Regions from separate parts of the Mus musculus genome. Here region 1 is linked to region 2. The links are chromatin contacts, found by POLR2A ChIA-PET in ENCODE. All regions are on one chromosome and are shown on one strand. The core of a region is the stretch at or near the end of the contact, and the rest is flanking DNA. Distances in the headings are between cores, read along the strand shown.

Region 1 (5,038 bases), core at 1,188-3,687, 82 kb after region 2:
GGTCCACAGGCTAGATGAAAACTGTAGCTATATATTATCTCTCTGCTTCTTTCTTTCCCTTCCTTCCTTCCTTCCTTCCTTCCTTCCTTCCTTCCTTCCTTCCTTTCTTTCTTTCTTTCTTTCTTTCTTTCCTTTAGTTTTGTTGGGACAGGGTTTCCTGGAACTCACTCCCTAGACCAGGCTTGCCTCTAACTCAGAGATCCTCCTGCCTCTGTTTCCCAAGTGCTGGGATTAAAGGCTTGTGCCACTACCACCAGGCTCTGTTGGTTTTTTAGGCTGCTAGATTTCCACAGAATGAGTGGAGCTCTTCAGGGTCTTTACTATCCTACCCCCAAGTCCCTTCTACCCAAAACCACAGGTAGCTTACTGAAATAATAAAGTAGAAAGCTGCGCTGGTGGTCCAGCCTTAGACCATCAGGACGTAGAAGATGGGGGAAGGGGAATTTTGGTGTGGGAATCTAGACTAAGTAGCCAGACCCTGACTCAACAAATCATTAAACAAACAAACAAAAAACAGAAAGTGGGAGAAATTATCAACTAAGTCAGGCTGTGCTTATACCTTTAGTCCCAGTAATGGGGAGGTATCTCCAGGAGTTTGGGGTCAGCCTGGTCTACCTAGTAAGTTTCAGGTCAGACAGGGCCACACTGTAAGAGACCCTGTGTCAAAACCAAGACAAACAAATAAATAAACAAAAAACCCATAAAACAATCCAACAAACAAAAATTATCTCATGAGGTTCATGAGCTAACTAGGGTAGTGACATGAGTGGCTATCACGTCGTCGTGGAGATGTACAAGTTTACCCCTCGATATAGGTGAAGTTCAGTAGCAGAGCATGCTCCCAGCATGCTTCAGGGCCCTGGCCTCCACTTTTTTTTTTTTTTTTAAGATCTATTTATTTATTTATTTATTTATTTATTTGGTTTTTTCGAGACAGTGTTTCTCTGTATACTGTATAGCCCTGGCTCTCCTGGAACTCACTTTGTAGACCAGGCTGGCCTCGAACTCAGAAATCTGCCTGTCTCTGCCTCCCGAGTGCTGGGATTAAAGGCGTGCACCACCACTGCCCGGCCTAAAGATTTATTTATTATATGTAAGTACATTGTAGTTGTCTTCAGACACACCAGAAGAGGGCATCAGATCTCATTACAGATGGTTGTGAGCCACCATGTGTTTGCTGGGATTTGAATTCAGGACCTCGGGAAGAGCAGTCAGTGCTCTTAACTGCTGAGCCATCTCTCCAGCCTCACTTTTTTTTTGAATAATTTATTTTTATTTTATATACAGTGGCGTTTTGCCTGCGTGTATGTCTATATGAGGGTGTTGGATCCCCTGGATGCTGGGAATTGAACCTAGGTGTTCCGAAAGAGCAGACAGTGCTCTTAACCACTAAGCATCTCTCCAGCCCCTCTCCTTTTTTTTTCTTTCAAGACTGGGTTTCTCTGTGTAGCTCTGGCTGTGGGATTAAAGGCCTTTGCCACCACTGCCCAGCTTCTTTGTTTTCTTTTTTAATTAAGATTTAAGTGTTTTGGCCGGGCATGGTGGCACACGCCTTTAATCCCAGCACTCGGGAGGCAGAGGCAGGTGGATTTCTGAGTTCGAGGCCAGCCTGGTCTACAAAGTGAGTTCCAGGACAGCCAGGGCTACACAGAGAGACCCTGTCTCGGAAAAAAAGTGTTTTGGCTGGGCACTGGTGGCATACACTGCCTTTAATCCCAGTCAATCTATCAATAAGTGTTTTGCCTGCCTGTATGTATGTGCACCACATGTATGCCAGGTGCCCAAAGAGGCCAGAAGAGGGCGTCAGATCCCCTGGGACTGAAGTTAAAGACAGTTGTGTGCTGACATGTCAGTCCTGGGAATCAAACTCAGGTCCTCTGGAACAGTAGCCCATTTTCTGAACTGTTGAGTCATCTCTCTAGGTCCTGGATTCTATTCTTAGCATGAGAGAGAGAGAGAGAGAGACAGAGAGAGAGAGACAGAGACAGACAGAGACAGACAGACAGATAGCACAAACCCTTTCAGATTCCATGGATGCTGGTGAAAGCTGTTGTTCTCTGCTGCATCCAAGTCTGCAGAGAATCAAGAAGCCATCAAAACAAACATAGTGCCTCCTGCTTTAATCCCAGCACTTAGCAGGCTGAAGCAGGAGTAGCCTTGTAAGATCAAGGCCAGCCTGGGCCGTATACAGACTTTGACTAAAAGAAAAAAAAAAAAGGAAAACTGAACTCAAAGCATTTGGGCATTTGGGAGGCCAGCCTGTACTGCACCATGAGACCCCGTTACTAGCTAATTAAAAAACAAAAGAAGCCCTTTTGTATCGGGGAGTTTGGAGACTTTGGAGGCCTGTGGCATCCTGGAAGGAGACACTGCCCAGTGTCTTGCCCTGCTAAACAAAAGCTCCTTTGGTGTGTGTGCCAGAAATCTGGGGCCTACTGCCTCCTCCTCTCTCCTCCCCTGCCACCACTCAAAGCAAACAACAACGAAGAGGCCCCCAGGGACAGAGGAGGGCTGTCAATCAACTGGCTGCTGGCTGGCTGGCAACTTGAGGAAGAGATAAATGCCTATTATGTAAAGGCTGAAGTGAGGGCTTTACTTGCTGCAAGGCTCTGATAGAAGGCTCTAGGGGGGAGGGGGAGGAGGAGGGGGACACTCCAGTTCTCCCAAGATGACCTATCAAGCACCTGGAGTCTCATTGGTCAAGCAGCTGAGAGCCACTTTTTTTTTTTTTTTTTGAGACAGAGTCTCTCTAGGTATTCCCAGAATTTATGTAGATCAGGCTGGCCTTAAAGTCCCAGAGATCCCCTTGCCTCTGCCTCCCTAGTGCTGAGATTAAAGGAGGCAATACCACACCCAGCTCCTGTATCTTTTTTTACAGTGTTGAAATGAAAGCCAGGCTTTCCCTGCGCTAAAGAAAGCTGTACCAGGAAGCCCACCAACCGTATGCCTTTTCTTGTAGTCACCAAAAGTCACATGGTTTCCTCGTCCAGGACAAAGCTCATGTTATCTGTACTCAGTCCAAGCACCACTTATGGAACAGAACAAAACTCCGACTCCTAAATTATTGTGTGTGTGTGGCGTGTTTGGGGTGTGTGGTTTGTATGTAATTGTGTGTTTGTATGTGTGGTGTATCTGGCTTGTGTGTGAACTTGTGTGTGAGCTATCTGGGATATGTGAGGTGTGTGTCTCGTGTGTTTGTATGAATGTGGGGGGTGTGTATGGAGTATACGGGTGCCTGTGTGGTTTGTGTGAGAGGGCTGTATGTGTGTGAGTTTGTGTGTCCGGTGCGTATGTGTTGTATGTCTATGGGGTATGTAGTTTGTGTGTGTGTGTGTGTTTCCTATCTGTGGGGTATGTGAGGTGTGTGTATGGGTGTGGGGGTATGTGGAGGTGTCTTTGTGGGGGTTGCTTGTGAGTGTGTGTCTGGTGTGTGTCTAGTGTGTGTATGTGATGCTGGGGATAGGGCCTCACAACCCATGGTTCTTTGAGGACAGCTAAACTGACCAAACACTCCCAAACTTGGCTTCCGGTTAGTTGAGTCATCAGTGGACAGCATTTCCTTAGCCCCAGGGTTAGTCACGGGCAGCATGTGACCTGCCTGCAGGCAATGAATGTCAGCTATTAGCTAGAACTCCAGGAGGGAAGCACTCTCTCCCTGGCTTCCTCCCCGCCCAGGATCTCTCTATCTCTCTGGCAGTTGCTTCTATTTATTTAGTCAATTAGCTATTTGCCTGTGTGTGTGTGTGTGTGTGTGTGTGTGTGTGTGTGTAAGTGGAACTGGCAAAGGACTAACATTCATGAATTAGGTCTTCCCAACACTTTATAGGTCCAAGGGAGGGATCTCAGATTGAGAGTGAGTGAGCATCTCTATTTATCTCTGGGGCTTCTCACCAGCTCTGGTCTCTGGTTTTAACTTTCTCTTTCCCTTTTCCCTCTCCCTCCTTTCCTCCATCTCCTTTTCTCCTTCCTTCCTTCCTTCCTTCCTTCCTTCCTTTCTTTCTTTCTTTCTTTCTTCTTTTTGTTTCCTTGGGCTAGGGTCACAAGGCTGGCCTTAAACTAGCTGTGTAACTAAGGAATACCCTGAATTCCTGACCTCGCCCGTGCCTCCCTGGAGCGAGGAACGCTGGCTTTCTCGGTCACACCCGGTCCTAGGGTGTGGTTGCTGATAGGCTCCTAACCTAGCTACTTCCCCAGGCCTACTTTCCCTTTTCTTTTCCTGACCTTCAAGTAAGCCTCCTGCCTCAGCTTTCCGAGTGCTGAAACGATGACTCTTGAAACTTTAAAATTGAATTGTATTTGTTATTACTATGGGTGACAGGGCAGGCAAGCTCCTGCCATGGTATGCGGACCCCTCTTTGTACTGTGGGACTTCTCAGATCAAACTCAGGTGGTCAGGCTGCTTGGCAAACAGGTCCACCCTCTGTGCCATCTTGATGGCCTAGAACGCAACTAGCTTTATATCCCTCAACTTATATCTATCGTATAAATGTCACGCCGTTCACTCGTGAATAACAGAACACAAGGAAGCAGAAACATCGTTAAGGAGAAATGTACCCGCATGCTTAGCTCAGAAATTCCGGTGGGCGGCTGATCCGTAATCTCGGGGATATCGAGTTCAGAGTAACTCCAGGCTGAGACTTCATCTCAGGCTAAACAACACAAACAGAGCGGAGCCTCAGATCCTCACTTGAGTCTGTAGAGAGCTTGCCTAGCAAGCTTGAAGCCCTGGGCTCAAGCCCCAGCCCCAGGGAAATCGGGTGTGGCTCGGCTCATTACTGGCATGCAGGAGAATCAGAAGTTCAAACTCACCCTCAGATGTATCTGCAGTTTGAGGGCCGCCTGACATACACGAAACCTCATCTCAAACAAAACCCAATCAACAAAGCAAAAACACAAGCACTTCTCTGGAACGATCAGTACACCAAAGAGGAGTATAAGACTCTGACTAGCCAAAGCTTATCTTGTCCCTTTGAACCCAAAAGTGGGGTCTTTTTTCTGATCCAAACAGATAAGAATGTAGATGAAGGAGCTGAGGGTA
Region 2 (5,162 bases), core at 2,214-4,713:
AATGCGTGCTCTTAGAGGACAAACGCTTTGCCCTCAAGTTTCCTTTCAGCCCAAGAAGTTACGCAAAGGCTGAGAGAGGCAAACCAGGAGGTTGGTGACTAGCCACTGGATCTGCAGAGGCCTCAAGAAACTCAGTTTGTAATTTCCACTTACAGCAAGGAGATAAGAATAAAGAGAGTAACAGAACTTGTGTGCGGCTAAGGCACTGCTTAAAGAACATTATACCCCACCTGTGTTTGACTCGGCGACACCGGCCTGCCCCACACAGACTGCCCAGTTGATAATTTAGTCCGTCTCTCTTTACTAAGTGAACCTTTTTCAACTGATGTCAAAGCTTCAGCTGCCTGAACACTAGAAGAAAAAAAGTCAAGAGTCTGTGCCGTTGGCCTAGGATAACCACTGCTCAGAGACAGCCCTTCCATGCAGCCTGACTGGGTCTCAAAGCAGGAACTAGATGTGGTGAGTTTCCAGGTGGACCCTGAAGGTGAGGACTTTAAGATTCTAGCTGCAGCCTCAAAAGTAGGGCAAATGCAAAGCCAACATGTACAGGGGTGTGTGGCCCAGACTTTCAGGGAGGTGAAGGCTGTATCTAGTGGTCAGTGGGTTCTAAGCCAAACCTAGTTTGGGAGTGGCTAGGCTTCTGTTCTAGATGTAAACACCATAAAACTTACATATGAAAACACAAGGCGCACATGCAGGCACATGCCCTGTGTGTGTGTGGGGGGGGGGGGCTCTGGAACCCTGGAAGGACAAAACAGCTTTGCTCACATTTCACATTTCACAAGCAGATCACCTACCCAGAGTTCAGAAGAGCCAAGCACAATCCAAGGTCTAGCTGCGAGTCACAAGGAACCCAGTAATTCCTGCCCCCAGCGGAGAGTAAGCAGGAAGTGAGAGCTGCAGCCCTAACTGCAGATTAGCAGGAACAACAGTGGATTCCAGCCATCACCTAAACTCAAAGACACTCTCTGGAAGCCACCCTCTCCCCACCCCCATTACCACAGACCCCAGAGGTTCACCAAACTCTTGATCCACGTTCGCAGAGGAGGCAGGTTTACTTACCCAACACACGTTCAAGCAACCGTCTCACTTTTCCCCAGTTAGGAGGAGAGGACAGGCTGGCAGATTTGGGACTTGATCAAAAAGGAAATTTTTTTTTTTTTTTGGTAAACAGTTACATGGTATTATTAAAAACACACACCACCACCACCACCACCACCACTACAACAACCACAACAACACAACCCAGCAACTGGATATGGGATGCTGTCATGAGCCTCAGGTATGTATGAGCCATGTCCCCTGCACTGTATCACAGAAGACAGAAGATGATAGAATGTTTGAAAAGGGGGGAGGGAGACAAGGATAAAAGAGACATTAGCCCATGGAAAAATCATGCAAGAAGTATAAAACTAAAGGAGTCAGAGTCTTCACAGATCTCTTTTTTTCCCCCCTTCAGGATGTTATTCAAAATCTCTCCCCATCCCCACTCCCACCCCACCCACCCCCAACCCCCCAGGCACCAAGCCTACTCCAAAAACTCCCTCAGAGGCTAGGAAACACTTTCAGAACCATTTGCTGGCTGTAGGCTGACTTGAAGAACATTCTGTACCAAGCTAAGTCGGGGGGAGGAAAAAAAAACCCTGAACAATGTTGCTGCGAGTGCGAAGCTCTGGAGAGGAAGAGATGACAGTCCACACGCCACCACCCACCTAGGCCCAGGAACCAGCCTGGGTCCCTGAGTACTGTTCTTGTTCAGGCCTGACTTCTGGTGCAAACACGCATCCTCTCTTGTCAGAACTTAGCCCAGCCTTTCCCAGAACCGCTCTGGAGAAGCAAGCTGGCTTGCTCTGCTCTCTGCCACAGGCAGTCCTGAACTGTGCTGGGAGAAGACCTTCTGGCTTCTGGCTTACCTTCCATTTTCTTCCCCCAGCAGGCATGTGACACACAGCGGCCGACAGTGCAGGGGGAGGACTGTTCAGAGAGAGAGGGAGAGGGGGGAGAGGAAGGGAGGGAAAAATAAAATAAAAGAAGGGGGGATAATAGCTTCTCTTTTGGCATACCAGGATCTAGCTTCAAACTAGTCCAGAAATTCTTTGTCCTGGTCAAAATAAAGGTATTCCAAGCCCTCACCAGTCTGTAAAATCAAGCTATGGCTAATGGCTACTTAGCCATGTGACCCAAAAAGGAAAAAAAAAATCTCTCTAAACAGTCCCAAGTTACCCTAAGTGCTCTGGGGGGGGAAGTGTGGCAGAGCCAGGCTACAGAGAAATCACACTGCTAGTCCACGACTCGATGACTCGGAGGGAGGGGGGAAAAGATGGTTAAAAAGCCGAGCTTACCTCTGTGGATGCATTGTTAACTGTGTAATGTCAATACTTATAAAACATGGAGGACAGGCTCCTAGTTCTCACAGAAAAAGGGTTTGGCACTTCGGCTGATGATCTGGCCGCCTAATAAAAGCTCATCCCCGATTGGCTGCCCCGGCCAATCGGAGTGTAAAGCCGCCGCCGATTGGCTGAAACACTTCCTGAGCGATTATCTTTGTGAGGCTCGGGTGAGCAAGAGCCATCCTGTGCATAGAAAAAGACAGGCTAAGCTAGGCCTTCTGCAGGAGGGAAAACTTGGGACAGGGGCCTCCACAAGCACTTCTCCCACCCCCTGGCTCGATCCCCCAGGCCAGGCAAACCCGTGCAGCCAGCCTGACCTGCTCCAGCAAAGCCTGAAGCCAGCGCGCCACTGGGAAGGGCCCTTTTGGGGTGGGCTGGCTGACCCATCCACGCCTGCCCCCACACACAAGTCCTTCTCTAAGAAGGCGAGCAGGCCGTTTTATAGAACAAGCCAGCTTGAGTGGGTCTCAAAGGACAAAGTCGAGCTTAGGGGTGGAGAGAGCCCCAGGGAGGCAGAAGCAATAGGGACAAGGCCAGACGCAGGCCTCTGAGGGGGGCGGGGGGGGGGGGCGCGCGCGGGGAGTGAGACAGGCAGCCCGAGGGAGCCCCAACAAATCAGCAAGGGGCACCCAGGTTCCAGGGAGCTGAGAGGTGCAGCTTGCTGTGAGGTGGAGCGATCAAGTTTGCCTAGTCATGGTCAAAGTGGCTCTTGGAAAAAAGGCAGGCCCACAGAGCCATTTGCAAAACTGGGAGACCTCTAACCTCTCACCGCCACCCCTCAGCCGATCCTCAAAGACAAACCAAAAAGGGCTCTGTCAGGATGGCAAGGGAGATACCCTCTCCAGGCTTACCCTAAGAAAAGCCAAATGCGTTGCTAGCAGGCCACATGCCTCCATTTAAGTCTTCCCTCCCTCTGCTCCCTCCCCCCACCGATGAGGCCTGCTAAACCTGTCAGTTAAACAAAAATCTGACTTCCGTCTTAGTCTGTGATGCCTTCAGCTTCCTGCCTGTTAACCCTCTCTGGGACTCTGGGCCTCGCTGGGAAAAACTAGGCCCTGAGATTGTAGAAAAGGGCCTGTGGAAAAATACCAGCTGCAGCTCTCCGGGCAGATGCAGAGAGAGAGAGAGAGGGAGCTAGCTAGCTGCTGTCTCGCTTCTGCTTCCCAAGGAGGCGTGGACCTTGTGAATCCAGGGCATACAGGCAGTGCCTCTCAGTCAGAGAAGCCATTTAAATCCAGAGGGACAGAGAAAGATGTCAAACCGGGCCAGGAAACAAGCCCGTCCATTATAGTCAGGCCTACACACCCACAGGTTGGCCCTTTCTGCCACAATCGCCCCTGTATGTGTGTTCTGGGGGGAAACTGGGCCCTGTTTGGTGGGCAGACAAATCCCCTGGGCTTCGTAAGGCTTCTTGCTTCAATTTATTTCCACAGAGAACTGCTTCTTTTCGTCCCCTAAGGCAGATGGAAGGGCAATTTCACACACACAGCCTCACATTGGCAGTCCCCCTACTCCCCCCATCTCTGGCTCTGCTCCCCAGTAAAATATTAACTAGTTCCTCAGACCTGCTTAGAATTCTCCCCGATGGTGCTGGGTGGGAGACCAGTGCCTGATTCTTTCCTAAAAACTGTCATTTGTAGAAAAGGCACAGAGGAGAATCAAAAACTGTCCAAGGCTCTCTCCTATTCTTAGCTATTTTTTTAAAAACAACAACATCCTTAATTAACAAGATTCTTAAAAAAAAAAAAAAGACGCTAAATAAACACCTTTCTTCAGGGGCCGGCAGTTGATGCAGCCAGACACCAGGAGGTGGACCCAGAAAGCAATAAAGTCCCCCTCAGCTACTGAAACTAGGACTCATTCCTGCCTCCCCAGGCGTTTCCTCAAAGGAATTGAAGGGCTGAGCTGATGGCTTGCTCTCCCTGCCCCCCAAGGACAACAGATGCCCAGCAGGCCAGTGTGCACTCTCCCTGGCTGGGGAATCTGCTCTCAGGCTCCAGACCCAGCCAGGAATCTAAACACACAGTACTGCAGGACAAAACCCTGGCTTTGGAAAGGAGACAGGATTTTGTTTGAACCAGCTGAGGTCGATAGCAGCAGGGGACAACTCCAGAGCCACTAGGCCTGACAAAGGCACTCAGGACAACAGGCCTGGCTTCACCCAAAGGGAAGGGTCGGCTCTTACTGGGGAGGGAAACCTTACTGGGACCAAACAGGGAACCTGAGGCCTGATCCGGGCACCCTCCCCTTCATGTGGCTTCGGACTCTACTATCAGCCATATGAAGTATGGCTTGGGGGGTGAGGGGAGGCGACAACACACGGAGTTGCTGATAGGTCTTGGGGACACCTAACTTCCCAATTGGAAAAGAGAATACATACACAGCAGGGGAGCGCATGGATTAAAGCTTGTTGTGTAAGCGGGAGCGCGCGCGCGCGCGCGCGCACACACACACACACACACACACACACACACACACACACACACACACGTACTCCCGTGCTCTCCCTCTCCCTTTTCCCTCCCTCCCTCCCTCTCTCCCAGGCTCTGATCACTTGAACTGTTTTCTAGGGCAAAGAGCAGGAAGCTGCCGGCATATGCTGGTGACCTATTGGGGCAGCTTTGTTTGAGGAATGCTGCTGCCATTCAGGCTTGTCTGAGGTTATCTGGGAAATGTAACTGGGCTGGAGACAAGAGACAAAGGTAAGGCTGCAGACGGGATTCTGGGAAGAACACCGATGGAGGAGGAAGCCGGGAGGTCCGCCTACCAACC

What was found. ChIA-PET counts read pairs that join two places held with the same protein, here RNA polymerase II (POLR2A).
Region 1: POLR2A ChIA-PET joins it to region 2 with 14 read pairs in Patski. The contact joins the enhancer-like site here to the promoter of 1810021M19Rik in region 2. POLR2A ChIA-PET finds 5 or more read pairs at or near these places in 4 of 5 experiments (Patski and embryonic stem cell).

What each region holds. Positions count from the first base shown.
Region 1 is chr2:165,965,459-165,970,496 of GRCm38, forward strand. No RefSeq gene overlaps it. Among named protein-coding and RNA genes, the nearest start is that of Platr29, 14 kb to the right of the region's middle. Within about 2 kb of position 2,438, at least 1 of the 3 ENCODE cell types and tissues checked has a DNase peak (open chromatin) inside an H3K27ac peak, as active enhancers do.
Region 2 is chr2:165,882,266-165,887,427 of GRCm38, forward strand. It overlaps 1810021M19Rik (a long non-coding RNA gene), which reads left to right and starts at 3,464. Exons shown (of 3, transcript XR_866948.2): 1 at 3,464-5,092. Zmynd8 (zinc finger, MYND-type containing 8) reads right to left here and starts at 2,573. Exons shown (of 23, transcript NM_001363020.1): 1 at 2,343-2,573. The coding sequence starts at 2,356. Gm11465 (a long non-coding RNA gene) reads left to right here. Exons shown (of 2, transcript XR_003953963.1): 2 at 1-186.